Regions from separate parts of the Homo sapiens genome. Here region 2 is linked to region 1. A link is an interaction called in ENCODE POLR2A ChIA-PET data of the cell type or tissue named here. Cell type or tissue: GM12878. All regions are shown on one strand. Each heading gives the region's core, and the rest is flanking DNA. Links, peaks and the distances in the headings are about the cores only. Region 1 overlaps CACNB4 (calcium voltage-gated channel auxiliary subunit beta 4). Region 2 overlaps CACNB4 (calcium voltage-gated channel auxiliary subunit beta 4).

Region 1 (11,968 bases), core at 1,818-9,817:
TTCATTTACTTTGAGGCCGGGCATGGTGGCTCACACCTGTAATCCCAGCACTTTGGGGGGCTGAGGCGGGTGGATAACTGGAGGGCTGGAGTTCCAGACCAGCTTGGCCAACACAGCAAAACCGCATCTCTACTAAAAATCCAAAAAAAAAATTAGCCGGATGTGGTGGTGCACGCCTGTAATCCCAGCTACACAGGAGGCTAAAGCAGGAGAATCACTTGAACCCAAGAGGTGGAGGCTGCAGTGAGCCAAGACTGCGCCACAGCACTCCAGCCTGAGCAGCAGAGAGAGATTGTCTTAAAAAAAAAATTCATTTACTTTGAAAAGAAGAATAAAACCGGGAATGACACTATTAAAGTGACATTTGAAATTGTCCCTGTCAATCTCCAGGCCCATCTTTTATCTTTCTCCTCCCACATGCTCTGGCCAATAACATGCTTCTCACACTTTTCCAAACATATCTCATCCACACTGTGTGGCACATAGTAGGCACCCAGGTAAAATACTTGTTGTATAAGGTAGGTACATACTCTGAAAGCTCCCTGCTCTTGCACAGGAGACTGACTCTTATTTAAAAAGCCCCTTTTCTCCTTGCCCATCTGGCAAACTCCATTTCATCCATCCGTTGTGTTACAACTGTACGTGTGGCTATTTTACCTTTCTGACAATAACTCCTCAAGGGCAGGTAGTGTATCTTTTTCATCTTTGTGTCCCCATTGTGGGCTTGGCATATAGTAGGTGTATAATAAGTATGTATAGGAAAGAAGGGAGGGAAGAAGGGCAAAAAAAGAAGGATGGGACTCATATTTCTTTGCATTCATCCTAAAAAATGTATGGCATTTTCCTAGACACTCAGAGTTGCGTTCAATAGAGAAAAAAACGCTTGCCTCCAATTTTTCAAAACCACCGCTGCAAAAGCAGATTGAATTTTGTGTTTCACTGAATCCATCCATTCATGATTAATTGGGTAGTTAAGCACTTCTAGTTACATGTGCAGCTGGGAATTCCTCCAGCTGTCATTAATTTTACTAAAGATTCAAATCCTCACTATTTATCTGCTGAAATGGAGCCATTATTATTCCTCGGCCAATCACAATCAAGTAAATAACTGTCCTGTTATTGAGTGACAATTGAGTAATTTACAAAAGCTACAAGTATGCTAACTCCAGTTGCCCTGTTGGTTACTATCATAATAAATGCCATGTTATTCAACTTCCTATTTTATTCCACTAACCAGGTGGGAAAAAAATCCAGATATACACCATAAATTAGTGAACCCTAACATACTCAACATAAAGACAGTAACAATTAGAGATAACTCTTTTTTTTTTTTTTTTGAGACGGAGTCTCACTGTTGCCCAGGCTAGAGTGCAGTGGTGCGACCTCAGCTCACTGCAACCTCTACCTCCTGGGTTCAAGCAATTCTCCTGCCTCAGCCTCTCAAGTAGCTGGGACTACAGGCACATACCACCACACCCAGCTAATTTATGTATTTTTAGTAGAGACGGGGTTTCACCATGTTGGCCAGGCTGGTCTCAAACTCCTGACCTCAGGTGATCTGCCTGCCTTGGCCTCCCAAAGTGCTGGGATTACAGGCAGGAGTTACCGCGCCCAGCTGAGACATCTTTTAAGAACTGAATTTGAAATAAATACAGTCCATTTATTTGGCTTCCAGGATTACTTAGCTGTGTGGTAAGAGAGGAACTACACTTGAAAACTATGCACTATTGGGCAGTGAAACATTCTGAAATGTAATGCATAGTTTTTCAAAAAGAAGAACTAGAATGCTATCATTTCCCCTCATCGCCTGCAATCAAATAACAAAGTGAGAACAAGGTCCAGCTCATTTTGGCTGTCAGCCTCTCAGCATGGTTCAAGTGCGTGCCAGGATACTGTACTCTTAAATGTAGCCCAGGCCTGCAGATGAACCTAAAATATTAAACCCATTTCCCAAAGAAGGAGAAAACAGAAAGTTCAGCCACTATGCCTAGGATGCCTATAATAATCATTTTCTACCCCCAACCTGGAGTTCTCTCCAGCCCATTGCTTGCTACTCATTGCCATTTCATTTACTAACATATTGTATTATCAATTTACAGTTTCTCACATCGTACAGATAATGCAAAATACATATTGCTTCCCCCTAAAACACATCTTCCCGATGTGCACTCATCTTTCGAACTAAAAATCCAATTCTCTCTGCAGCAGAAGACAACGATTCATAAACTTAAGAACGAGATAATTTGATTGTCAAAACCAAGTGTTTGCAAGTCTTGAGTAGAAAGAAGCTTTGCTCTCTTTAATTCAGAGACCTACAAAAATAATATGATAGAATAGCCACAAATGTATTTTGTACCTGGCAATATAAAGTAGGGATCAGGTTCCGTTTATTTACTCTTTCAAGTATCAGTTGCTTTAGATCAGAGAAAGGTCTTTAGCTAACAAATGGTTATTCTTCACAACTCAAGAAAACATGACATGTAAGGCCCAGCAAGGGAAAGATGACCAGCGAGCTTGACAGCTAAAGAGATCAACCAGAAAGGCAAGGCAAGAAGGGCTAGATTTCAATAAATATTCACTGACAAGAAATGGGAATGTGTCATTTACTGTCTAAAACAATTTCATAATTAAACTTTTCACAAAACTGAAAGAATTCTCCACTTCGTCTATCAAGTTCATATTCAACTCAATGGGAGTAAACCCTGATACAGCCAGATTACCTTTAAGTAAAAAGAGTGTTTAGTCAAAACTCTAAGTTAGCTAGAGTTCCTTCTAGCTCTGTATAAGCAGCTACCTCATCCTGTCTTTCTATACATGAGCACATGCATGCACACACATCACGCTATCCTCTTCCTACTCAGTAGCCTCCAGGAACTGCAATGAAACCAGAATGTAAAACTTGACATTTTTCTCCAAAAAGTTGAGGGACGCTACATCAACAGAAATTACTCAGTTGAATTTTTATTCTTAGCTCCAATTCAAGCATGATCAACAGTGTGACAGCATTTAAAAGAAGCATCTCACCAACCCCTTTAAATAAGAACTTCTCATGTTTCATCACATGAGTTTTCAAAAATAGAAAGCAGTTGAAGCCACTGGTTGCCCTATGAGTAAAAGCAAAACATTTCTTTTGCAGGGGGTGAAAATCACTGTCTTATGCATTATTTGTAAGTAGCAATCATTGAGCATTAGTACCTATATAAACTTTAAAAATAAACCACTGTTCCCCACTGCTAGGGAAGAGGGTAAGAGCCTAAGAGCAGTTACTCTATCTATGAAGCCACTAACTTCCTTCATGGCAAGAATAGCTCCTTTGGGGTTAGCCATATTTTCAGAAAATGCCTGAGCCACTGTAACTGATGGAGAATAAAGGTGAGATGAAACTCTCTGGTCTTTATCTTTTGCTGTCCTACTTTCATCTGCTTATGATTTAAAGGGTGAAACTACAGTCTTGTCCAGCAACAGAAGGCCTTTCTAATTCTGATGGCCCTAAGTCAGGCTCTTGTCTTTTGTCCAGCTTCATCTCCCTCCACATCCTATCAGTCTTCCCTCATGCTATGCTGAAAAGCTTGTCACTCCCTAGCTCCCTGAACACATCATGTAGATTGCTACCCTGACGTGTCTCTTTGGTACATTCATCCTAACTCCTACTCATCCTGAAGGCGGAGGCATGTCACCTTTAGGATGTTTTTTCTGATAACCTTTTTCAGGCTTGCTTAGTTCCCATTAAAATTACTGTGTACATTTGTTATCATTGCACTTACATTATTCAGCAGTTATCTCTATATGTTTATTCCCCACTAGCTTGTGTACTCTGAGGTGAAAACCACATTTTATCCATCTCTTTTTTTTTTCCTTGAGTTAAACTCAGTACCTAGTTTTATAAATGTTTACTGAATGAGAAAACATGGAAATGAGTAAATAACTTACAGGTAATCAGAGAACAGAGGTAGGGAAAACAGAACAAGCAAGGACCCTAATATATGTTCAGGTATTTTCATTTAGGGACCTAGATCAGCTAGCTATAGACTTAACCATTCTTTTCTGCATACAAAAGCTTTAGTTTATGTTCATATTTTTTCCTGAATCAGGTCCTTAATATACTAACCAGTAAAGAAATAGAGGTGAATAACCCAAATTACTGGAAAGAAAAAATATAGGCTATCTTTTAAAATAATCTTATTTTGGAATAATTTTAGATTTACAGAAAAGTTGCAAAGATAGTACAGAGTTCCCATATACCCTTCACCCAGTTTCCCCTAATGTTAACACCTTACATAACCAAGGTGCATTTGTCATAAATAAGAAAGTAACACTGGCACGTTATTATTAATAAAACGCCAGTCTTTATCAGATTTCACTGGTTTTCTACTAATGTCCTTTTTCTGTTCCAGGAGCATTGCAATTCAGAATACCATATTGTATTTAGTGTGTGTTTTTTAAAATCAAATATTGACTTGATTTTGAATAAGAAAAACAGCTTCAAAAAGTGATTAAACATCTTGGCCATTCTTCCTGTTTTCTTTCTCTGACATGTGATGGATAGGCCGGCCCTCCTTTCCTGGTCTCAGCCAGGAAGAGCACAGCAAGGAAAGTCCTCTTCACTGGCTGTCATAGCTGTTCCCTCATGTGGGCTGAGAATATTTCAATCAGGTCAGCACACAGTTTCTAAAGAAAAGAAACTGAGGTAGAGTAGAGATCATTGCAAAGATAACAACCAGGAATAAAAAGCATCCTGAGTTGGTGTTTCAAAAGGGTCACAGGAGGATTGAAAGTTCTCAAATATTCTCCAAGAGGCTTTTGTCCTGAAGCCTAGCTTGCTGCCACGGATTAGAAAAAAAGAGCTGCAGGAGGAGACCGTGAGGATGGTAAGAGTCTCTGCTGCTGTCAAAGCCCAGTCAGAGAGGCAGGGCCCAGGGAAAAGGAACAAAGACGCCAGGAGGGAGTCTGATTGCAGCCAAAGAACCTGTTAAGGTGCACAGGCATTAAAAACAGAAAATAAGGAGATCATTTGCTGCTAATTTCTGTGTTCCCGGGCTTTATAAGATAGACAGTGGTATATTTAGGGAGAGGTGGTAAACTAAGCACTTTGGAAAGTTTGAAAGCAGACACCATGCAGAGACTATTCTGAAGGCAAAGAAAAGCTGACCATTTTGCTTGATGATAAAGAGAGGATTTTATTCCAGTTAGAACAGTCACTTAAGGCCAATCAGGGTACCTGAACAGGTGCTGTGAGTGTAGGCTGTTAGCTAAGGTACCTTCCTGGCATTGTCAACCCTGCTTGGTTTTAGGAATCTGCAACTCAAAGAAAAGTGAAGAAGATCCTGAAGGAAGCATGGGGGAAGCTGCAGATGATGAAAGAGTTATGAAAGTCATGGCAAAAAATCTGGACCAACTCATCTGTAGATAAAAAGCCAAGGGAAGACTTTAGATAACATACTTTAAGAATTTGAAAGGCTCAAACTCAAGGGCTGGCAGACAGCCATTTCGCAGTGAGGGCAGAGTGAAAGAAAACATGCCTTGCTGCAGCTTGAGAGATTTAAGTCAGACATAGGAATACATTTTCTGACTAAGACAGTAAAGGTTATCAGGCACAGGACTAGGTTTCTGAAGCAGGTTATCAAATCCCATGCCCTAAGTGTTTTCTCAAATTCCCTTCATTTGGGGCATATTTAAATGGAAGTAAGCTGGTATTTTAGATATTTCCGCATTTTCTTTGAGGTGCAAAGGTGACAAAGGATTTAATTTTTTTTTAAAGAAAGGGAACAGGTGTTATGCTTGAAAAATATTAATTGGATAAATTTAGAAAGAAAAAAAAACTTTAGGTAAGTTTTTACCATTGACTATCCCTGAATCCTATCTATATATAAATATATTTATAAATATATATATTTATATATATATAATTTCTTCTTTAAAAAAGAGGGGGCTGGTGGGCACAGTGGCTCACGCCTGTATTCCCAGCACTTTGGGAGGCCAAGGGTAGGCGGATCACCTGAGGTCAGGAGTTCAAGACCAGCCTGGCCAACGTGGTGAAACCCTGTCTCTATTAAAAATACAAAAAAAAATCAGCGGGGCATGGTGGCGGGCACCTGTAATCCCAGTTACTCGGGAGGCTGAGGCAGGGAGAATTGCTTGAACCCGGGAGGTGGAAGTTGCAGTGAGCCGAGATCATGCCACTGCACTCCAGCCTGGGCGACACAGCGAGACTCCATCTCAGGGAGGAAAAAAACAAAAAAAAAAAACAAAAAATGGGATACAAGTGCAGATTATGCAGGTTCGTTACACAGGTATATGTGTGCCATGGTGGTTTGCTGCACCTACTGACCCACCCTCTAAGATCCCTCCCCTCACTCCCCAACCCCCAGCAGGCCCTGTGTGTGTTGTTCCCGTTCCCCCTTCTGTGTCCATGTGTTCTCAATGTTCAACTCCCACTTGTGAGTGCAAACGTGGTGTTTGGTTTTCGTTCTTGTGTTAGTTTGCTGAGGATGATGGCTTCTAGCTTCAAGGATATGATCTCATTCCTTTTTATGGCTGCATAGTATCCCATGGTGGATACGTACCACATTTTCTTTTATCCAGTCTATGATTGATGGGCATTTGGGTTGGTTCCATGTCTTTGCTATTGTAAATCGTGCTGCAATAAACATACATGTGCATGTGTCTTTATAGTAGAATGATTTATTTTGGGGGGTATATCAAATGGTATTTCTGGTTCTAGATCCTTGAGGAATCGCCATACTGTCTTCCACAATGGTTGAACTAATTTACATTCCCACCAACAGTGTAAAAGCGTTCCTATTTCTCCACAGCCTCGCCAGCATCTGTTGTTTCCTAACTTTTTAATAATTGCCATTCTGACTGGCATGAGATGGTATCTCACTGTGGTTTTGATTTGCATCTCTCTGATGATCAGTGATGTTGTGTTTTTTTTCATATGTTTGTTGGCCGCATAAATGTCCTTTTGAGAAGTGTCTGTTCCTATCCTTTGCCCACTTTTTCGTGGGGTTTTTCTTGTAAATATGTTTAAGTTCCTTGTAAATTCTGGACATTAGACCTTTGTCACATGGGTAGATTGCAACAATTTTCTCCCATTCTGTAGGTTGCCTGTTCACTCTCATGATAGTTTCTTTTGTTGTGCAGAAGCTCTTTAATTACCTATGCCTATGTCCTGAATGGAACTGCCTAGGTTTTCTTCTAGGGTTTTTATGGTTTTGGGTTTTACATTTATGTCTTTAATCCATCTTGAGTTAATTTTTGTGTAAGGCATAAGGAAGGGGTCCAGTGTCAGTTTTCTGCATATGGCTAGCTAGTTTTCCCAGCACCACTTACTGAATAGGAGATCCTTTCCCCATTGCTTGTTTTTGTCAGGTTTGTTGAAGATCAGATGGTTGTAGATGTGTGGTGTTATTTCTGAGGTTCTTGCCCCATTAGTCTATACGTCTGTTTTGGTACCAGTACCATGCTGTTTTGGTTATTGTAGCCTTGTAGTATAGTTTGAAGTCAGGTAGCATGATGCCTCCAGCTTTGTTCTTTTTGCTTAAGATTGTCTTGGCTATATGGGGTCTTCTTTGATTCCATATGAAATTTAAAATAGTTTTTTTCTAATTCTGTGATGAATGTCAATGGTAGTTTGATGGGACTAGCATTGAATCTATAAATTACTTTGGACAGTATGGCCATTTTCACAATATTGATTCTTCCTATCCATGAGGATGGAATGTTTTTCCATTTGTTTGTGTTCTGTCTTATTTCCTTAAGCAGTAGTTTGTAGTTCTCCTTGAAAAGGTTCTTCACATCCCTTGTCAGCTGTATTCCTAGGTAGGTATTTTATTCTCTTTGCAGTGATTGTGAATGGGAGTTCATTCATGATTTGGCTCTGCTTGCCTGCTGTTGGTGTAAAGGAATGCTTGTGATTTTTGCACATTGATTTTGTGTCCCAAGACTTTGCTGAAGTTGCTTATCAGTTTAAGGAGTTTTGGGACTGAGGTGATGGGGTTTCCTACATATTAAATCATGCCATCTGTGAACAGACACAACTTGACTTCCCCTCTTCCTATTTGAATACCCTTTCTTTCTTTCTCTTGCCTGATTGCCCTGGCCAGAACTTCAAATACTATGTTGGATAAGAGTGGTAGGAGGGGGCATCCTTGTCTTGTACCAGTTTTCAAAGGGAATACTTCCAGCTTTTGTTCATTCAGTGTGATATTGGCTGCGGGTTTGTTATAAATAGCTCTTATTATTTTGAGATGTGTTCTATCAATGACTTGCGTATGTTGAACCAGCCTTGCATCCCAGGAATGAAGCCGTCTTGATCATGGTGGATAAGTTTTTTGATGTGCTGCTGGATTCAGTTTGCCAGTATTTTATTGAGGATTTTCACACTGATGTTCATCAGGGATATTGGCCTGAAGTCTTCTTTTTTTTGTTATACCTCTTCCTGGTTTTGGTATCAGGATAATGCTGGCTTCATAAAATGAGTTAGGGAAGAGTCCCTCTTTTTCAGTTGTTTGGAATAGTTTCAGAAGAAATGGTACCAGCTCCTCCTTGTATTTCTAGTAGAATTCAGCTGTGAATCCGTCTGGTCCTGGGCTTTTTTTGGTAGGCTATTAATTACCCAATTTCAGAGCTTATTATTGGTCTATTCAGGGATTTGACCTCTTCCTGGTTTAATCTCGGTAGGGTGTATGTGTCCAGGAATTCATCCATTTCTTCTAGATTTTCTAGTTTATTTTTGCATAGATGTGTTTTTAGTATTCTCTGATGGTAATTTGTATTTCTTGGGGTCAGTGGGGATATCCCCTTTATCATTTTTTATTGTGTCTATTTGATTCTTCTCTCTTTTCTTCTTCTTTATTAGTCTAGCTAGCAATCTATTTGTTAATTTTTTCAAAAAAACAGCTCCTGGATTCGGTGATTTTTTGGAGTGTTTTTGTGCCTCTATCTCCGTCAACTCTTCTCTGATCTTAGTTATTTCTTGTCTTCTACTAGCTTTTGGATTAGCTTGCTCTTGCCTCTCTAGCTCTTTTAATTGTGATGTTAGGGTGTTGATGTGAGATCTTTCTAGCTTTCTGATGTGGGCATTTAGTGCTATACATTTCTGTCTTAACGCTGCTTTAGCTGTGTCCCAGAGATTCTGGTACGTTGTCTCTTTGTTCTCATTGGTTTCAAAGAACTTCTTGATTTCTGCCTTAATTTCATTATTTACCCAGGAGTCATTCAGGAGCAGGTTGCTCAATTTCCATGTAATTGTGTGGTTTTGAGTGAGTTTCTTAATCCTGAGTTCTAATTTGATTGCACTGTGGTCTGAGAGACTGTTTCTTATGATTTCAGTTCTTTTGCATTTGCTGAAGTGTTTTACTTCCAATTATGTGGTCAATTTTAGAATAAATGCCAGGTGGCACTGAGAAGAATATATATTCTGTTGATTTGGAGTAGAGAGTTCTGTAGATGTCTACTAGGTCCACTTGATCCAGAGCTGAGTTCAAGTCCTGAATATCCTTGTTAATTTTCTGTCTCGTTGATCTGTCTAATAATACTGACAGTGGGGTGTTAAAGTCTCCCACTATTATTGTGTGGGAGTCTAAGCCTCTTTGTAGGTCTCTAAGAACTTGTTTTATGAATCTGGGTGCTCCTGTACTGGGTGCATATATATTTAGAATAGTTAGCTCTTCTTGTTGAATTGTTCCCTTTACCATTATGTAATGTCCTTCTTTGTCTTTTTTGATCTTTGTTGGTTTAAAGTCTGTTTTGTCAGAGACTAGAATTGCAACCCCTGCTTTTTTTTTCTTTCCATTTGATTGGTAAATTTTTCTCCATCCTTTTATTTTGAGCTTTACATGTCTTTGCATGTAAGATGGATCTCCTGAATACAGCACACCAATGGGTCTTGACTTTATCCAATTTGCCACACTGTGTCTTTTAATTGGGGCATTTAGCCCATTTACACTTAAGGTTAGTATTGCTATGTGTGAATCTGATCCTGTCATCATGATGCTATTTGGTTATTTTGCACAATAGTTGATGCAGTTTCTTCATAATGTCATTGGTCTTTATATTTTGGTGTGTTTTTGCAGTGCCTGGTACTGGTTTTTCCTTTCCATATTTAGTGCTTCTCTCAGGAACTCTTACAGGGCAGGACTGGGGGTAACAAAACCCCTCAGCATTTGCTTGTCTGAGAAGGATTTTATTTCTCCTTCACTTATGAACCTTAGTTTGGCTGGATATGAAATTCTGGGTTGAAAATTCTTTTAAGAATATTGAATAGGCCAGGTGTGGTGGCTCACGCCTGTAATCCCAGGACTTTGGGAGGCAGAGGAGGGTGGATCATGAGGTCAGGAGATCGAGACCATCCTGGCTGACATGGTGAAAACCCATCTCTACTAAAAAATGCAAAAAAATCGCCAGGGGTGGTGATGGGTATCTGTAGTCCCAGCTACTCAGGAGGCTGAGGCAGGCGAATGGCATGAACCCAGGAGGCGGAGCTTGCAGTGAGCCGAGATCACGCCACTGCACTCCAGCCTGGGCGACAGAGCGAGACTCCATCTCAAAAAAAAAAAAAAAAAGAGAATATTGAATATTGGCCTCCAGTCTCTTCTGGCTTGTAGAGTTTCTGCTGAGAGATCCATGTTAGTCTGATGGGCTTCCCTTTGCAGGTGACCTGGCCTTACTCTCTGGCTGCCCTTAACAGTTTTTCCTTCATTTCAACCTTGGAGAATCTGATGATTATGTGTCTTGGGGTTGATCTTCTCATGGAGTATCTTAATGATGTTCTCTGTATTTCCTGAATTTGCACGTTGGCCTGTCTTGCTAGGTTGGGGAAGTTCTCCTGGATAATAACCTGAAGTGTGTTTTCCAGCTTGTTTCCATTCTCTCCATCTCCTTCTGGTATCCCAATCAATTGTAAGTTTGGTCTTTTTACGAATTCCCATATTTCTTGGAGGCTTTGTTCATTCCTTTTCATTCTCTCTATTCTTGTCTGCATGTCTTATTTCAGTAAGGTGGTTTTCAAATTCTGATATCCTTTTTTCTGCTTGGTCGATTCAGCTATTGATACTTGTGTATGCTTCACCAAGTTCTCGTGCTGTGTTTTTCAGCTCCATTAGGTAATTTATGTTCCTCTAAACTGGTTATCCTAGTTAGCAGTTCCTCTTACCTTTTATCAAGGTTCTTAGCTTCTTTGCATTGGGTTAGAACATGCTCCTTTAGCTCAGTGTAGTTTTTTATTACCCATCTTCTGAAGCCTACTTCTGTCAATTCATCCATCTGACCCTCTGTCCAGTTCTGTGCCCTTGACAGAGAGATGGTGCAATCATTTGGAAGAGAAGAGGCACTCTTGCCTTTTGGGTTTTCAGCATTTTTCATTGATTCTTTCTCATCTTTGTGAGTTTGTCTAGTCTCAGTCTTTGAGGCTGCTGACCCTTGGATGGGTTTTTTGTGGGGGCCTTTTGTTGTTGTTGATGATGCATTGTTGTGGCTTTCTGCTTGTTTGTTTTTCTTTCAATAGTCAGGTCCCTCTTCTGCAGGGCTGCTGCAGTTTGCGGGGGTTCACTTCAGGCCCTATTCATCTGATTCACTCCAGTGCCTGGAGATGTCACTCAAGGAGGCTGGAGAACAGCAAAGATGGATGCCTGGTCCTTCTTCTGGGACCTCTGACCTCAAGAGGCACCAACCTGATGCCAGCAGGATCCCTCCTGTATAGGGTGTCTGACAACCCCTGTTGGAGGGTGTCACCCAGTTGAGTGGCACGGGGAGCAGGACCCATTTAACAAAGCACTTTGTCCCTTGGTGGAGGGGGTGTGCTTTGCTGGGGGAAACCCACTCATCTGGGCTACCCAGATTCCTCAGAACTACCAAGAGGAGAGGCTAAGTTTGCTGGTCCACAGAGACTGCGGCCACACCTCCCCCTAGAGGCTCAGGCCCAGGGACATCCAGATTCTGTCCCTAAGCCTCTGGCTGAAGTTATTGG
Region 2 (11,968 bases), core at 1,501-9,500, 64 kb after region 1:
AGCGATCCTCCTGCCTCAGCTTCCTGAGTAGCTAGGACTACAGGTACATGCCACCATGCCCCACTAATTTTTTTTATTTTTATTTTTTTGCAAAGATGGGGTTTTGCCATGTTGCCCAGACTGGTCTCAAACTCCTGAGCTCAAGCAATCTGCCCATCTGTGCCTCCTAAAGTGCTGAGATTACAGGTGTGAGCCACCGCGCCTGGTCTGTCTCCACTTTCAATCATGACACTATTATACTACAACATTTTTTCATAATACAAAGTACAAAAAGTAAAATAGAAATTTTCCTGGCTGATAGATATGCCCAATAGAAGGCAAAATTTTTTAAGTCTTATGGAGATTTAAAAAGATCTAGAAACAATTTCAACTACAACCTTATCACTCACCAAACTTTTCAACAAAGCTGCCAATAGAGTAATAACGTAGAAGGTCAGAATCTTTTTCCTATATGATGCTCAGGCTAAAAAGAAAAGGGAGATTAAGGAATAACAGGCATAAGAAAGGCAAAATAAGAGAACTGTTGTTTTTTTTTTTCCACAAACTACACAGACAAGCTCCTGAGTAATTGACAGTTGCCAATCTCCATGTCTGAGTGGATACCTTGGATCAACTCCTCTGAATGAAAAGGCTAAAAGCAAATTCAAAACATCCTGTTTTAAATATAAGACTTTTCAATATTTCTCATGACAGACACAAAAGAAAAAAAAGGACACAGGAAGTACTGATAATGTGGCACCATTTAAAAAGAGAGGAAAATATTTATAACTAAAACTATATAGTTATGTTATAAAAGAATATAAAATGTAGAGCAAGAGCAAGTATTGGTCTATTTAGATGTCAAAAATTGTCACGTGAGCTATCTGGGCTACCTTCTTTTGGCATACCAATACATGCTGTAAAAATAGCCACACAGTTTTATCTTAGACTCACGCCCTTCAAAGTCTTAAAAAGCTCAAAGTTGTCATTATTTTATATGAACTGTAAGCTCCTTTAGGTTTTACACACTAAGTTGTTCTGAGGGCAGGGCGCTAGCTTTACACGGCAGTGCCCCAGCCTCCTGTGAGAACTCGGGGATCCACCCAATGAATGTATTTTTTCTAGTGTGGCAGGTTACAGCTGTTGCTGTTTTCACAGCCGCCAGAGCCTGATGCAAACACATGAAAGGCCCCTAAATCAGCCGATGTAGATGAGAACACAGAGCCTATATCTGTAGCGCTTCCTTGGTACAATTTTTAACTTAATGTTATGGATATCTGAGTTCATGGCTTCATGATTATTTTAAAGGACAAGTGGGAGAGGGAAGAGAAGAGAATGAACGATGATAACCAGTCCAGTTATATCCTCTTGTCCTCCTTAAGTGGCCTTGTTCACCTGGGTAAGAGACGGTAAAGGGGAGACAGTGACCAGAATGGGAGAACTGTTGACATAGAAATAAGGTCCAAGCTGAACCCCACAGAAAGAGAAGAGCTAAGGTAATGGGAAGCCTCCCCACCTTCACCCTAAAATAATGATTTTTCACGGTTATTGCTGACCCTTTTACAGAATGTCTTGCACCACAGAATAATGGAATGTCCATTGAGTACATACAAAGGGAGTCACAGGGCCATATTCTAAAATCCTGGATTGACTCATCATAATCTAATAATAATAATAACAGCAGCAGAAAAGGAGACATGGAAGTACCTGGCGAGGATTGATCCGAATTCTTGCCTCTGTGACTCAAAAATAGAAAATTAACAAGAAAGCAGCAAGATTGACAAGCTGGAACAGCAAATTCATGGGATCTGATCGATTCAAGGAATTTCTCTCTTTGGCTCCATGCCAATTATATCTAGAAATAATTTCAATATATATTTTAGAAAACCATCATTGCTGATTGAAGAGAAAGCCCTGTTTGTCATTTACTTAACACACCCCTAGCCAAACACCAACACAGCTCAGCTGAGTAAAACAACTTGATTTTTCTCAGTCAAATTCCCTACACAAACCAGGAGCAACATTTGGTTTTCTTCTGTGGTCAGAGATGCCAACATCCAGTCCTTGGATTCTCTTACAGATCAGTCCTCATTCTCTATAAATAGGCCAGAAAGACTTTTTGACTCCAGAAGAGATGCTCTGATCCACCAAACCATAGAGACCTCTGGCCTTCTTGTTTCCAAAAGAAATCTAATCCTTAAATCCCTAAAGTGTCTTCTGAAGGCCCCTAAACATATAAATCCTTCTGTCTGAAGTTTATCCGCCTCCCTAGCAAGCACAAGGATATATCTTCATATTTAAAATAACTTTACTATATCTTTGAAAGGAGCAATCCTTTATTCTCTTGAGGCTGCTTTGCCTTTCAACTCTCTTGGGTATCTTTGTTCACATCAAAAGCAGCTAATTTTCCATCTCCAAAAGCTCCACAGTAGACATCTCCCACTTAGCATTAACCATCAATTAGCGATGCATGGAACATATCTGTATATGAATGTAGGTGAAGGTACCAGGGTGAACAGTACGCATGCATGCAGAGGTGCACAGACATTGAGACAAACATACATAGTTCCACAGCTTATAGAAAATAAATAGTTTAACACAAAGCTATTCTTATAATAATGTGTACGTACATGTAAATTTAAGTATGTGCTTTTATATATACACTCAGATATTGTTATACATACATATTAAGTTTGTAAAATTTACTTTGCTGTAACTTTTACATACATAAAATTTCTAACAGTATTAATCAATATATTATGATTCCTTTCTATGATTGAAAACACTTAAAGACTATATTTTCCTCTCTGGAAATTGCCCTGAATGATGATCTGATCATCTTTTTCACAGGAAAAGATCAGGTCCCTCTTTCTAAATGCTTTAGAATTTAAGCATTTGGAAATGGAAGCAATTGTGTCAGAGAAATGAACTATTACTCCTATGTGCAACTAACCCCGGCATCACCGTACAATATACCCTAAGAATCCGTATTTCAAGCTACTCACAATTCCAGAAGGTCCATGTAGGAGCTTTAAATTTTGCAAAGTGTCTCCTGTGCAGGCCAGTTCTAGTCCTAGTATGCTCAACATTTTCTCAAGTAAGAACAGCATTTGACAGAATAGGGTGCAACACACAGTAGCAGGTTGAGACTGACCTATTTACATATATGTGGATTGATCATCTGAAAGGGTGTGTAGCAATATATTAACAATGACTATTTCTGGGTGGTAGGTTTTTGGTAACTTTCTCTGCTGCGTCCATGGATCCCCATAAGAACATCCCTCGGTTTGTGTAATAAACCTGATGAATGAAAAAATAAATCTATTTCCAGAATAATTCCACAAACATCAAAATACACAATGAATCCATTTATGAAATACACGTACACACTAAAGAGCAGGTCTAATGAAATCTACTGCAAATCAGATGAAAACACATAGTATAGTGTACATGGGGGGCTCAGTCCATGAAAAAAATCTTGGCCACTAGAACTTGTATTAACACACAGTGGGGACAGTGAAGGTAGAATAGGCAGCTCTTATATAGCAGCTAATGTAGGAAGAGTCGATGTGCATGATCCACTGGAACCAGCCTGGGCTAGGTATGGGTTCATCTGGAAGCACACACTCCATCATCTATGTCAAGGTAATACAAGAAGTAAGGTGACGTTCTGTGTGAAATCTCCTATTCGGAAGTGGGGCCCTGCTGTGGGGCACTGAATGATCTTTTGCACTTCCTTGTAATCCAGATTCTTAACTACCCTCCTGGACACCAAAGCAGAAGTTAATGGACTTGCCCAAAAAGGCTCCACAGGACTCAAGAATCTAAAATGTCCAGCCTGGGCGACAGAGCGAGACTCCGTCTCAAAAAAAAAAAAAAAAAGAATCTAAAATGCCTGACTCAAGTGTGTTTCGGCATGTTTCTTTTTCCTCTCTCTTCACATATAGAGTATGTGAAACACGGAGGTTACAAACTAAAATCTAGGGCACTGGGAGCATAACATCTACTTTTGGACCAAACTCTTAAGAAAGCCTTGCATCACAGTACCAACATCTCTCTCCTACTGTGGGGATGTGAGGTGCTAACAGTGTATAATAATGGTTTACTCTTATTCGGAATAAAATTGTCCCTAGGCAAGATGATCTTATTACAAGCTTACTGTGTGAAAACATTGAAAATAATCACTTATCACAAGTTAACCCCCACACACCCCACAAAGACATTTTCAACAGCACAGAACGGTAGGACATATGCGGATGGTTCCCCAACCCCCACCCCCAACCGAAGTGCCGTACTCAGCTTTTAGTGCCTATATATTCTCGGACTGCAGCTAGCCATCTGAGAAAAGCCTTTCCACGCCTATCCACCAGACCTGTTCCGAGAGCTCTGCTTCCATCTGGACAACCCCCCACACTTACAGCCATAAATGCATTGGCACTGAGAAAGACTGCTGAGGAGGTGGCACTCCAGGTGTGGCTTTATGTGTCACTTCACCAGGTCAGCTATTTAGGCCTAGTCTTCTCCATTGGCTTGAAGCTCTGTTCACACCATCTTGGGTAACACATCACATTATTCTTCCTTATAAAAACAAATAAACTCAAATGAGCATTCAGAGTCAGTTCACCCCTCCGAACATCTCTCTCTTCCCCTGATTTATGTGACACGGTTTCAATCCCGCCCACCTGAAAGCCTCCCATACTCTCAACTGAGGATTGGCCAGATGCCCAACTCCACTCCTCATGTTTCCCACCTTCCTCACCTCCACAGATGTGCACAGCCCGGAGGATCTCAGCCTGCTGGCCACCACTGAGTCACCAGGAGTACAGCACTGCAGTACCTAGCACTACCCGCCATCAACTACTGCCACCGAGTCAAGTCACTGCACTCTTCACTTCCCATCTTACAGAAAAACTCAGCTGTCCTGTGACACTGGACCCAAAGGCAAAAAAAAAAAAAAAAAAAAATGTTTTCATACTTATAATGGCTCCCCTCTGAACCAGTGCATCTGAAATGTATACAGTTCTGGAGAACAAGGAGCTGGATTTATTAGTTCCTAGCCAACTCTTCACAGCAGCCAGTTTCTACAGGCATTTCTAAAATGACTCCAGTCCACTTCGGTGCAATTCACTGCCTGCCCAAGTTTAAAATCAATGGCCGAAAATAAAACTTACAATTCACAAGGCATCATAGGTTTCATAACTGAGTGAGCAGAGAAGGGGTAGAAGAAGTGATCAGGCCTTCTGAAGAAACCAGCCCAGGAAGCTGGCTTACTGAACTCCTGTAATTGCCTTTGCCATTCCCCCACCCCACCTGCAAGTGTGGACCTTCTTGATTTCAGCCACCAATGTTTCAGACTACAGTCCCTTACAATACACTGACAGTCTGATCATTTATGAGCACGTTGGGCAACACGCAGAGAGACTTTGCGGAAACAGAGTTAGAGTTAGAGAAAACACACAGACAGGAAGGAAAAATGGAATGCCTTAACAGAACTGAGGATTTCTATCTTTCATGGATAGCACATCATTAGACATATACGTCTGCATTGACGTATACCACAGGGTTTTTTTTTGTTTTTTGTTTTTTTTTTGTTATAACCTGTTTATTTGGTGGTTTAGCCAGAGAATCTTATATAACACACTCCTGTTTCAAATGTAGCAACATGTATTGGCACTGCACTCACATAAAATTCAGACTCCCCACAGCACTTCCCATTAACCACCCCCAGCCATTCTACCTTGCGAGGTTTCTGTGTATTGATGAAAAAAATAGGAACTACCACCAGCAAGAGTCAAAAGAAAGATTCAATTATCAGCTTTACCTTATATTTAAAAGCTAGCACTCTATGGTATGATTTCAGGGATTTCAGGAAATTATTTCACCCTGATTTTAACAGATTGCATGAGCCTGACCTAGGGGGGAGAAGGAGTCCAGTTCTCTAACCCAAAACACACGTGAGTCTGCTTCGCTCTTCCAAGGTAGAGTATAGGAACACTGCCCACTGCCTCTGCACTGGATTGCTGTATGGCCACAAGCCTAGCATCTGATTTCCTTAACAAAGAAGCAGTATATCTGCACTGCTTGTTTGGCCAGAAAGCACATAATAATACAGCCACAGCTTAGGAACTTCCATTCATGCTAGCTCAACAAACAATGTGTATTATATAATGAATGAGGCTTTTCTATGAACCCTGCTATTGGAAAACATAGGCACTTTCTGCATAGTTTAAACCAGTCTGCAAGGAGCAGTTACCCCTGGTGAGATCAAACGTGGACCCGGTAATGTATAAATTCAAACAGCCTACACTCTTGAATGCTTTGCCATCACCCTAATTTCTTTTTTGCTTGACAATAAATAATTTTAGTTACCTATAAACTACACAGAGAACATTTACACAGCAGCCAGCAAGCCCCAGAATGATGTTAGCTTTCTGCTCCATGTTCCCTGCGTTGCCTAAGAAATAAGAAGCGGGGGGGTGGAGGGGATAGTGGGAGGAGGAAGAGGAGGGGAGAGGGAATTAGCTATCTATGAAAATACTTACAGCCTCCGAGTCTTCAATTCCATGCAGGTACAAATTGTCATACATGGAGGTGTGATAATCCAGAGCACCTCTTTCAAGGCAAAAACAAAATTGCTGCAGAAACCACAGCTACAGCTTAAAGAGAAAAGGCCTGTTTGGGAGAACTGCGCCTGCCTTATCAATTCCTGTGGATTTACCAGGCAAGATGCTATTCATTCACATCCCACAGGGTGAGGTTATCCCCAGAGGCAGTCCAGACCTGGCATTTTATCTGCCTTCCCAATACAGAGCACAAAAAGCAAAACCCTTCCTCAACCACAGACTGGTGACTGAGCTAGGAAAGCGGCCTCTGATTGGCTCGGCTTCCCTGCTTCAGTCAGCTGAAGAGCGTTCCCTCGGAGAGTGGAGGGCGCCTCGGAGCATCCTACCCAGCAAAGAGCTGCTTCCTGTTTCGCCTGTATTGTTAGTTCTACAATAAACACTTATCAATATCCAAAAGGCTGCGTGGAATGTTTGGAAAGGCAAACTATTGAATACTCCAAACACAACTGCTCATCTTCTTAATTAAATTCACAATTGGAGAAGGGAGCAAAGGAAAGATTTTATTTTCAGAGAATATCATGTAAAGACAGGTAAACAGATACTAATCTCATCCAACATCTGTACTTAACAGATGCATTTAAGTCAAAAGGGCAATGAGTCATAAAAAAAATCTTTACACCCAATGTGAAGAAAAAAATGACTAGAATAAACAGATGGTAAGATTTCTTGTGGGAATTTCTATAGTAAAAGTTTTCAATATTCTCGTTGAAGTCTCTCTGCCTCACTGGCAAGAAAAGAGCTCTGTGTCCCAACTGGTGAAGTTTGAAAAGGAAGCCAAAAACTTCTCAACTTTTAGATGTGAAATGTTTAATGCTCTTTAGTTGAATGTTTTTAAATCAACTTTAAGCAACAGCCAATGTCTTCACGTAAATTCTTCATCCCCTTCCCATGCACAAATCTTTAATAATCCTGAAGTGGCATTGGTCTTTTCCCCAAAACCCAAATAGAAACGTCAGACTCCCTCCACCTGCTGCTCCACACCGCAACTCAGGTGACCTAGGACAGGTCCCACATTGCAGCAGCCTGGGATGAGTTTCTCTAGGTACTTAGAACTTTCTGGTCAACCAAAAAAAAAAAAAAAAAAAGCTGCAGCTTTGAAACAGGAGAGCTTTATGGCCCACTCTAAAAGTAGCCAGCTAAATTCAGGAGGACAAAGAAGCTGGTGAGGAGCACAGAACATATTTTAGAGAAGCTGCATGACTGACTGGGTAAGTAATGACCCAGAAACTCAGAGGCTCTAAGTCCCCTGTATCAGCTTTGCCACTAATTGGTCAGATGACTCTGGACCAGTCAGTCACCATCTTGATGGGCTCTGGTTTCTTCACCCGCCAAAATGAGGTAAGAAATAACTTAGGGAAAGAACTCTGCAAATCTAAAGTGCAACATAAACACTTACCATTGAGAAGCTGCTTTGTCAGCTGGAAGGCACTGGCTGCAGTTCATGGGAGCTCAGCACAAGAGTAACTGGCTGGCCCTGGATCTAGGAAAGGAGGCCTGTCCTTCCAGCCAGTATCTCTGAAAAGCGTAACTCTTAAAGGAACAAACCTGAGTCAAAATAATAACACAACAGCTACAACAGCTGAGCAGAGCATAGTTCTTCCAGGTCTGTGCTGACCCGTTCATGTCTTTCAATCACAGTCGCACATCTTGGGAGTGGCATCAATACCTAGTCCACTGTCAAATATAAATGATAGCAAGAAGATATTGCTGTCCTTCAGAATCCTAAAATGGTAGGGTTTGAACAGATTGTCACCTCTGAGATTGTGCCCCCATGGAGGGAGGACAGCAGCAGGGGATGAGTGCAGTCAACGGGATTCCATAGAGAGAAACCCAGTGCTGGCTCTACCTGTCGACAAGGATGCATGTTGGAGAAAGTCCCTGGCCACGTGGAACCTCGGTTCCCTCCCCCATACACCAAGAGGACCAGATCAAAGGGCTGCTGTGCTCAAATTCATGTGTCAGACTCTTATTTTAATTATTAACTCTCTAATTACAGCCATACGGTATTTCAACCAGAATCAACAGAAAACTGAGACAAGAGGTTCTTTTTTTCTCTTAAATTCTCCAGATCATTTCCCGACTTTACCACTTCAATTGCAAGTATAGATATTCCCCGATTGTGTTAAAATGGACATCTAAATTAAGGGGAGAAGACAGAGGCAGCCCACTTTCACAATTCACCAAGATGAGACAAATTGTTCCCAACTGGATAAACTGTACATAGCTCGGCTCTTCTGTGGATGGCTGCCGTGGAGCGCTCCCTATAGCCAATGTGAGGGCCTAAAGGAAGTTTTAAAGAGCAGGGGCGCACTTTACGGTACCCTAATGCATGCAGTCAGCGAGTCTGACCAGGGAGGGATGTTAGCAGGGAGGCACTGGATCACATATAGCAGCCTGTGGTTGCTCCTGCACCCAACCCCTCTAACTAAGAATAGATGTGAAGGGGCAGGCTCTGCCTGCTTTCCAGGAAGTCAGAAATGTGCTGGACTCAGAATCATAAACTGTAAGAGGTGGGAAAACACCAGGAGTTGCCTTATCTGGCCTTTTAGTGCCTACAAAGGTTCAATTACTTTATTCAAAGCCATATGTTCTATACTGGAGTGTTCCTTCCCCCACTTCCTCCGTGATAAGAGTTTTCAAGATGAGGGGCAGTAGGCGTGTTCCCAAGAGGAATTTGGTGAAATAGAGAGAAGTCACTTTTTTGGGGAAATTCCTATTTTTCCCACGCCTTCCATTCTAAAAAATTATCCCATCAGAAGTCATTTTGTTCACCCACAGCTGATAACTAAAAATCAGATCACAGGTTGGGGAGTCTTCCCCTAGGGTCTGGATCTACACAGAATCAGCACCACACCTGTGAGTCACCTAAGGGTTTCAACCCAATACTCGGGCTGATCCCAGAGTTCCAGAGGAACCCCAGTGAGACGCTCAGCTCTGAACCTCCCCAGAGGAACTCTAAGGAGTTCCAGAAAAGTGAGCTCAGAACTCTAGAAAGATCTTAGAACTGACTATCTCTGCCCCAAGATTCTCTAAACTGAGACCAGGCTGAGAAGTAGTGAGACGTCCCTGGGAGCTTCCCGAGCCTGTTTCAGATCAGCTCCAGTCCCCAGCTTTTAGTAAAAGGGTCTATGGATTCCAGCAAGTTCAAGTTCCTAGGGCCAAATTTCACACTTCACTGCAGCAGGTAGTGAAAAGCAACCAAGACACTGGCACCTTCTTGGTTTTGACTTTAACAGTTCTCCAGCTGAATGATGGTCAAGAAGATGAAAGAGAAACCACCCCGTTTCTGGCCTACTTCTCCCACCTGAGGTTACAGTGAGAACAAGTTTGAAAACCTTGGGGCTCATCTTGTGCTGGTGCTTCCCAGGAACCCACCTACCTCTCATTACTGAGTAGCCTCCAAAACTGCATAGCCTCAAGGAGGCTGCCTCTGATTCTGAGAATGCCCTGTTAAATGTGTTTCTGACTCAACTCTTTTCCAGTTATCTCTCATTATGATCAACAGTTCAAAGTCAAAAAAAGCCCTATGAAAAAGCATCATCTCTATGATTCTGTTTATAAATGCCACGTGATTCATGATGGGGAAGGTATCCTTGCAATTTGACAAATGCCTCCACTGAGCTAAATTAAGTGGAGGAAATGGCATGTCCCTCAACAAATTAGGACAGCTCTATTTTGTATCACAAGGACACATTATTTTCAGTTCTTTTTCATGGGCTTCAAACTTAGGGATATTAAGTCCCTTTTCCTTACCCGTGCTGGGCTTTATCATAGAGTGAACCCATGAAATTGACAGTAGAGTACAAAGGACAGGTATTTCTGTTTTCCACTTGTTTGGACAGAGAGAAGAAGGAGAGAAAAGCCAAAGTGAGAAGATTAGCTATTAGCTATGAGATTTAAATAGCCATGATCAAGACAAACTGGTGCAGATTTAGAAGCAAAAGGCAATTCTGATTCTAATTTTCCACCTAAATTTCTCGGGAATTTAACTTTTCAAAGCCAGTGTAGTTATGCGTTCTATAGCAGAACTGCAAGAACTCAGAGAAGAGACAAAGGAATAATGTTGGGACTCAGCCAAGGCTAGCCCTCCTGTTGGCTCCACGGGCTAGAACACAAGCCCAAGGTCTCTGTTTGCCAATTCAGCCTTGGGAATTATTTTGTTGTTTGTTTTTGTTTAAATTTTACTAAGTGACTACAGTGTGCTAGATGAATTTTCTCATCTTCTGCTCTGCAAGTAATAGTACTCCACTCCTTTGCCTCTAGAAATCTGTGTGGCATTGCAAGAATGAATATCATAACCCTGTTTCCTCCCTGGAGCCCATCAGATAGGTGGTAGCAACAGGGCAGACAAGGGAATGAAAACAAAACAAACAAACAAAAAAACTACAGACAACAGATTCCACTTCTATTAGTCCTCTGCTGTAGTTCTCTGAGGCGGAGCTCAGCTTACCAACTAGGCAGGCATGTCCAGAGTCTCTCCAGGCCCCATGAAGACCATGGAGATAATAGTTTTGAAATTAATGAGTTAAGATATGAAAGATACATAGGAGGCAGTGTGGAAGAATTGGCCTTTTTAATTTTTTTAAGGGAAGAAGTATGGAATCAGGGCAGCCCACATTGCCCAGCTCCAAGGGCCCCATGCACCCCATGTGAATGGTCCTCCCTGTGATATGTAACAAGAATACCATGAAGCAAAGTGCTTATGAGCAGGGACCCTGGAGCCAGACTGCCTGCATATCCCAGCTGTGCCACTTCCCAGCAGGGTAACGCTCAGTAAGCTACTCTACCTTCCTGTGCCTCCATTTCCTCACTTACAAAATGAGGATTCTATCAAGAAGATTGTGCAAATTAAAAGCCTTGGTCTAATAAAACGTTCGGATGGGTACCTGGCACCAACTGTGCTCCACAAGCAAGCACAGGGCTGCTATGGTAGTTCTCATCATTCTCCGCCTGGGTTCTGGCCTAAAGCCCTGATGCCCTTGCCTCTAGGGTGGGATTGCTAAACCTTGCCCCTGATGCCGGCCTGGTCCTCTCAATCCCACCAGAGTCTCAGGTCTCAGCCGCCAGAGCTGAGCCCAGCCTCCTGCTGCCCTCATACCTTCATGCCAGCTCCTGCCGGCAGCCTACCTGCTCTATCTGGCCAGGCTGACTGCTCCTCGTGCCAAGGCTGTCATGCTTGCCCAGACCTCCTCCACCTAGTGACAGCACCCCCGCCCTCAGCCACCCCACTGAACGCTGTGTGTTTCCTCTGTACCTGGGTGTACCCAGCGCTCTCCCACTGGCCTCCTCAATTGTCTGGAATCTTGCTCCATCATCCCCACCAGCCACTCCTGGACCACCCCACCCTGTCACAAAACACTGCCCAG

The links. ChIA-PET counts read pairs that join two places held together with the same protein. Peaks named below come from ENCODE experiments on the same cell type or tissue, not always from the same donor. Only the 100,000 strongest peaks of a DNase experiment are listed, where the experiment ranks them.
Region 2: POLR2A ChIA-PET joins it to region 1 with 5 read pairs; 3 of 35 experiments call an interaction of 5 or more read pairs at or near these places.

Annotation. Positions count from the first base shown.
Region 1 is chr2:151,903,218-151,915,185 of GRCh38, forward strand. All of the region lies in intron 2 of CACNB4 (calcium voltage-gated channel auxiliary subunit beta 4), which reads right to left. Among named protein-coding and RNA genes, the nearest start is that of ARL5A, 81 kb to the left of the region's middle. RefSeq lists a silencer at 10,483-10,686 and an enhancer at 11,630-11,968. In GM12878, for the core only: no CTCF peak of the experiment used is centred there; DNase peaks (open chromatin) are centred at 2,674 and 2,874; H3K27ac peaks cover 693 bases.
Region 2 is chr2:151,967,148-151,979,115 of GRCh38, forward strand. The region is part of intron 2 of CACNB4 (calcium voltage-gated channel auxiliary subunit beta 4); the gene reads right to left. Among named protein-coding and RNA genes, the nearest start is that of CACNB4, 130 kb to the right of the region's middle. RefSeq lists an enhancer at 11,772-11,968. In GM12878, for the core only: no CTCF peak of the experiment used is centred there; a DNase peak (open chromatin) is centred at 5,199; H3K27me3 peaks cover 605 bases.